2 separate regions of the Homo sapiens genome follow, and region 1 is linked to region 2. The links are chromatin contacts, found by Hi-C or POLR2A ChIA-PET in ENCODE. All regions are on one chromosome and are shown on one strand. The core of a region is the stretch at or near the end of the contact, and the rest is flanking DNA. Distances in the headings are between cores, read along the strand shown.

What was found. Hi-C counts contacts between places; a loop is a spot of excess contacts on that map. ChIA-PET counts read pairs that join two places held with the same protein, here RNA polymerase II (POLR2A). Pooled maps may share reads with other maps.
Region 1: a map of OCI-LY7 shows a loop between it and region 2 (4-fold over the local background). The contact joins the promoter of MME here to the promoter of GMPS in region 2. A Hi-C loop is called at or near these places in 1 of 168 maps with a recorded cell type or tissue (OCI-LY7) and 1 of 50 pooled maps. POLR2A ChIA-PET finds 5 or more read pairs at or near these places in 1 of 52 experiments (T-cell).

What each region holds. Positions count from the first base shown.
Region 1 is chr3:155,078,845-155,081,576 of GRCh38, reverse strand. MME (membrane metalloendopeptidase) reads right to left here and starts at 1,258. Exons shown (of 23, transcript NM_007289.4): 1 at 1,111-1,258.
Region 2 is chr3:155,869,315-155,872,014 of GRCh38, reverse strand. It overlaps GMPS (guanine monophosphate synthase), which reads right to left and starts at 1,365. Exons shown (of 16, transcript NM_003875.3): 1 at 1,118-1,365. The coding sequence starts at 1,144. RefSeq lists enhancers at 572-1,331, 1,871-1,920 and a silencer at 511-1,730.

The DNA of each region.
Region 1 (2,732 bases), core at 9-2,508, 790 kb after region 2:
GCAAAAACATACCTGTATTCTTAAAATATTTCACTTCAACTGAAGATGTGTTAAATAAAAAGTTTAAACGGAAAAGTGGACACTGCCACAGACGAGAATAGAGAATTAGGAGGTCTAAGATAACAAGAACCTGCAAACTTCAGCTCGACAATATTACCAACAGAATAAATTACTATTTTAAGTGTAAGCTTAATTTCAAAGCAATGTAAAGCAGCAATTCTTATACCAGTTGAGCATAAGCATTACTATATCAGACAGTCAAAGCAGGAAACCTGGATAACTGATTTGTTAAAAAGGAAATCTCATTGACTTACAGACTTAGACTTAGCTAAGCAGTTTTCATCTTCACTGCACATTATAACATTAACTTATATCTGCAGGTTCCTGAAGCTGTGCTATGCAATTACAGTTTGTTCTATGGAAACTGAGGCACAGGAAGAAGGAGAAACAGTTTCCATATTTAAACTGTGTCTGCAGAAGCTGAGGACAGAGGTACTCAGGATAAATCATCTTCTTGTTTCCCAGACATTAATTAGGTGTTTCCCAGCCTGAAATACGGAGTTCTGGACACGAAGTGCCAACCATATTACTCCCCTGGTTAGTGCTGCTCTACAACCAAAGACACAGGGTTAAGTCCAAGAAATTACCAGACAATTTTTTAAAGTGCTAGAACCCACAAAAATGGCAGGGGATGAAGCTACACGCCTTCATACAGTCGATTTGCCGACAAGCACTTTCCAAATGCTGACGCTGCAAGTCAGGTACTAGTTTTCAGTTTAATAAAATTGCCATTTGAATCATATATGGGGGAGGAATCGACTTGATCGAGAAGCTAAAGAGGGATATTTGGTTGCAATTACCCTTATTTTGAAACCAGACAAATAGACTGAAACCAGTTAAGAGGTCTTAAACTTTCATCTACAAAAGGACACACCAGCCCCGCACCGACCAACCCTTGTGAGATTTAAGCATTAATTATATAATAGGAAATCAGGTTAAAAGCAAGATGAAGAGGTGGGATAATGAAAAGATCTTCCGGTTAAGAAAAGTAAAAATAGAAAAGTGAGTTACAAATGAGAAAATCCGACAGAAACCAAAATGAAAACAAACCTTGCTTTTTAAAAAGAAGAAAAAAAAATCAGTGTCTGTACAGCAGAATGGCAAATTCCCAGCCCCCAAATCAGCCCCGGTGCAATCTGGTAGCGCGGATCTCGGTAACAAAACATAACTCCCCAAGGCAGAGGCCGCAGGGAACTATGGAAATGAACCTGAAGAGCCAACCTGACGTGACTTCCAGAGCCCTCCTCCAGGTCACCCTCTGGGCCCCTCTCCCTCCCCTCACTCTTCAGGTCCCAGTAGCGGCTCCTTCCCAGGGCACGCCTCCTCCACGGCCGCAGGGTCCTGGGCGCTCGGATCGCGCTGGACCTTAGCTGCGGACCCTGCTCAGCGCACCTCCCGGCAGCCGCTCCCCTCGGCTGGCTCTGCCCTCCCCGTGCCCGTCCCACGGGCTCCCAGCGCCCTGGGCGCTCGCGCCCTTTGGACCTTTCTCCCTCAGCTCGCTCTCCTGGGACTCACCAGTGGGATTCGGGAGAAGTTGGAGGCTGCTGAGCCGACACATCCCGACCAATGAGCGCACGGGGCCGGGTGGCAGTGGCGGGCTGAGAGCCCAGCCAAGCGCCTCTCAGTCCGTGCATCCGCCCAAGGCGCGCGGGCTCCAGGCTGAGGCCGGACTTGGGGGAGGTTCCGGACCCGCCTCCGCCCGGGCCGTGGGGCGACGAGGCACCTGGGCATCCCTCCGACCCGCACCCACAGAGACTCACCGTGACCCCTCAGCAGATCCCGCGCCAGGAGTTGGGCGGCTGCTCCAGCCTGCTCTCGGTCAAGCTTCGCCACTTGCACATCTCCGCGCCCCGCGCGTCTCGGCGCTCTCACGGCCCACCCCCCCCACCCCCTACCCCGCCTCGCCGCTGCAGGACCAGAGAGAGGAGCAGTTCCCTGGGTGACCTGAAGGTTTCCGCTAGGTCTCCCAAATCCAGTCACTTCATGTGAGGGGGCCGGGGAGACGGGGGGCGGGCGGTGGCAATGAAAATGTCCCATCCTCCCCACCCCCCATCTCACCATTCCCAAAAGGGCTTTGCTAAACATTTTTAGAATTGCTTAGCTTCGGGGCTTTCAAGAAAACAATACACGGGCTCTTCGGGATTCTCTAGTCCTGAGGGGGCTCCATCTCTCCCCTGTGGACCGGAGACTATAATGCTTGCCTCTTCTCACGCTCTTCTTTCGCTCTCTTTCCCGCTCCCTTTCCTCCCTGAATCCAAGCTTCCTTCCTTCTTCATTTAAATGTCCTCTCTCCCTCCCTCCTTCGTTTTCTTTTTTCTTACTCTCCCTCCCCGTTTCCTTCTTTCCTTCCTTGCTCCTGCTTTCTCCACCCCGCTTCCCTCTTTCTTCCCTTTCTTTTCCTTGGTCGAAGTACTCTCATGTCAAGATCTGAACTGAAACTCTCCGCTCCCACCTCCTGACTTCAGGGAATCTTAAAACGTGTGTACATCGGAGGTTGAGGGTGGGGAGTGAGAAAGAGAAAAATAAACTAAAGTGTGTCTGCTCTACCTACTGAAATCAGCCGTAATGCGCCTGGACCCTCACAGTTTAATGCAAGCAAGCAGCGTACCCCTTTCACTCAAGACACAGCGATTCCTCCTCAAAGGGGTAAATACAAACAAGGAAATAAATAC
Region 2 (2,700 bases), core at 116-2,615:
GGTGTATCTTAATGAAGTAAATCGCAATTCAAAACTGCACGGTTTCCCGCTGGCAAAACTGACTTAGTGAAGGTCAGAAAGAACTCCAGGCCAATGAAAATTTTAATACAGAGGTGAAAGCGAAGGTGCCCAATTCAAAAGCGGGACGAAAGTAAGAGGAACGGTCTAAGAAAAGTGAGTTGGAGGAGAGATGAGCAGCAGCGGTCAAACGTGCTCTCCCCGCCGGGTACGTCAAGGCGGCAACTTTTCCAGCACTCCGGAACTCCGGACTGCCCAGGCCTCGGGCGAGCTGGCACGGCTCGCGTCCCGGGGAGGGACCCCAAAGGCGGGGAAGCGGGTTACCCCGCAAACCAGCAAGCTCGACAGGGAGCAAGCTGGACGGGGGCGGGACCTGGACACACACCCTTTCCTCTCTGAGAAGGAAGCGGGGAGGGAGAACGGAGTGCGCGACCCTGGGGCCACCAGCCCTCACGCGGGCCTGCAGGGGCGTTGGGGGAGGGGGAAGACAGTGCAGCTCCGAGGGGTTCGTCCAGAACCGGCCTAACCGCCGCGGAGCCCAAGGCTGGCGGGGGGAATGGAGCGGGCCTCGCCGAGGGCAGGCGGGAAACGGGGTGGCGGGAAGACCAGAGGCCGGCCCAGCTCCAACGCCGCACAGGAGGCCCCGACCCTGCCCTGCCTTCGGCGGGCCCCGGGATCGCCACAACGGGCCCCCAGCCTCCCAGAGGGACGGGGTGGGAGCCGAGGAAGCCCCCACCCCGACACGCAGACACACAAGCCCGCTCGCCGCCCTACCCCCACCCTCGCGCCGCGCTCGCGGGCTCTGCGCCCCACAGCGGCGCGGGGGAGGCGGGGGCCAGCGACGCGGCCGCGGGGAGCTGATGCCCTCCCCGACGCCCGGACCTCGACACGCAGACAAGATCAACAAAGCATCGCCGCTCCCGAGATAAAACATGCCACAGGCCCCGACCAGGGACTCTACGACGCGTGGCTGCCCGGGGCGCAGGGCTGCGCGGACGGGCTGGGGGAAGGGGGTGGGGAAGGGCCTCGCGGGGTGGCTCCCCGGTCCGGGAGCCTCGCCTCCGCCGGGATGCGGTGCTGCAGGGACCCCCACGCTGACCTTGGAGTCTCCGTTGCACAGAGCCATCGGGGCCAGGGCCGGAGCCGCGGCGGTGACGGCGACAGTACGAGACGGGGCGGGAGGGTGCCGGAAGGGTCGGCGCCGCGGGCTGAGGTTGAGAAGGAGGCCTGGTCGAGGAGCAGCCGGCAGCGGAGAGGAGCCAGCCGCCAGAAAAGCGCCGAATGGAGCAACAGCAGCGGAGCGCGGGCCCCAGCGCCGCGGGAGAGAAGACCAGCAGCGCGCACGCTGCCCCCGCCTCCTGCTTCCGCCCCGGCCGGCCACTGGGAGGAGCCAGAGCCCGTTCGGCTTGGCAGCCGAGCCTCAGATACCCTCCGCAGCCGCCGCCAAACCGGCCGGCCCTCGAGAGGAGGGGCTCGCGGCGCCCGGCCCCGCCCCCAGCCCGGTCCCCGCCGGCAAAGCCGGCCGGGTCTCCCGCGGCCCGCCCTTGGGAGGAGGAGCCCGCGGCATCCACCGGCTCCGCCCCTCCTGCCCTCGCACCGAGGAGCCCGCCCCGGAGGAGGGGCCTGTGGCGCCGGCCAGGAGAAAAACCGAAGCCGAATCCGAGCTAGTTTGCTGCTGCCGGATTTGCCTGCTACCTTGGATGACTTCGGGAGGCTGGCGGCACCGAAGAGGCCTCCTGAGAGCTGGGCCCCTGGCGGAACTCTTAGCCGGTGGCGTGGCCTTATCTCAGGTTGCTGGACATGAAGGAGGCCAAGGCTGCTTTGGAAAGTTCCGTGGCCATATCTCAAGGATGTCATTGTAGGAACTGATCACTTAGATACTTCAAAAGTTATACAGCTCCCCACAAATACAGCAGGTGCAGTATTTCCAAAGAAAAGGGAGTTTGGGAGTGGTAATCTGGTGAGCAGCTGGCCCAGGGAACTGGTCGTGAAGCTCTGTTTGCACAACAGTGTTTTTATTGGAATTGTTTGTGGGGAAGGGGCTGCAGTCCCTCCACCTACCCCTTGGCAACCATCATGATGATGAGGTGTTACTTTGAATTTGGTTACCTAGAGGCCTAAATCGAGATTGGGGTATAAAGAATAATACTTGAGATGGCTTCCAGCTAACAAAGCCTTTCCACAAATATTTTTATTATAATACAGCCAACATTTTGCTGCAGTCATTCTTGTGTCAGACTGTAGCTAGGGTATTAAGGAGCCAGAGTGAGAAAATACTTTAAAAGCTAACTTTAACCAATCCCGTGAAAGTAGTAAGGTAGGATTGATGTTCTTATCCTTTTTACAAATGAGGAAATTGAGGCTTAGTGAGATAATGTGCCTCTCAGTATATATAGAATGTAAGGCCTGCCCAATCTGGGAAAGTGTAGACAGTTTATTAGTGAAATATTTACAAAAACGAAAGGCTTAAGGTCCTAGTGGGCCTGAGACTTAAGTATTTCGCTTACCTTTTTTTGAACGGAAAATTGAATATTTGAACTCTCCAAAGCCATGGATACTGGCTTCTCTGGGTAGGTCTGTATGCACAATCTAAAGAAGAGTGCAGTAACCAATAGGAGAACCTCAACTTACATAAACATCCACCCCTAATGGAGTGGAATGTGATGTGATATACTGGCATTA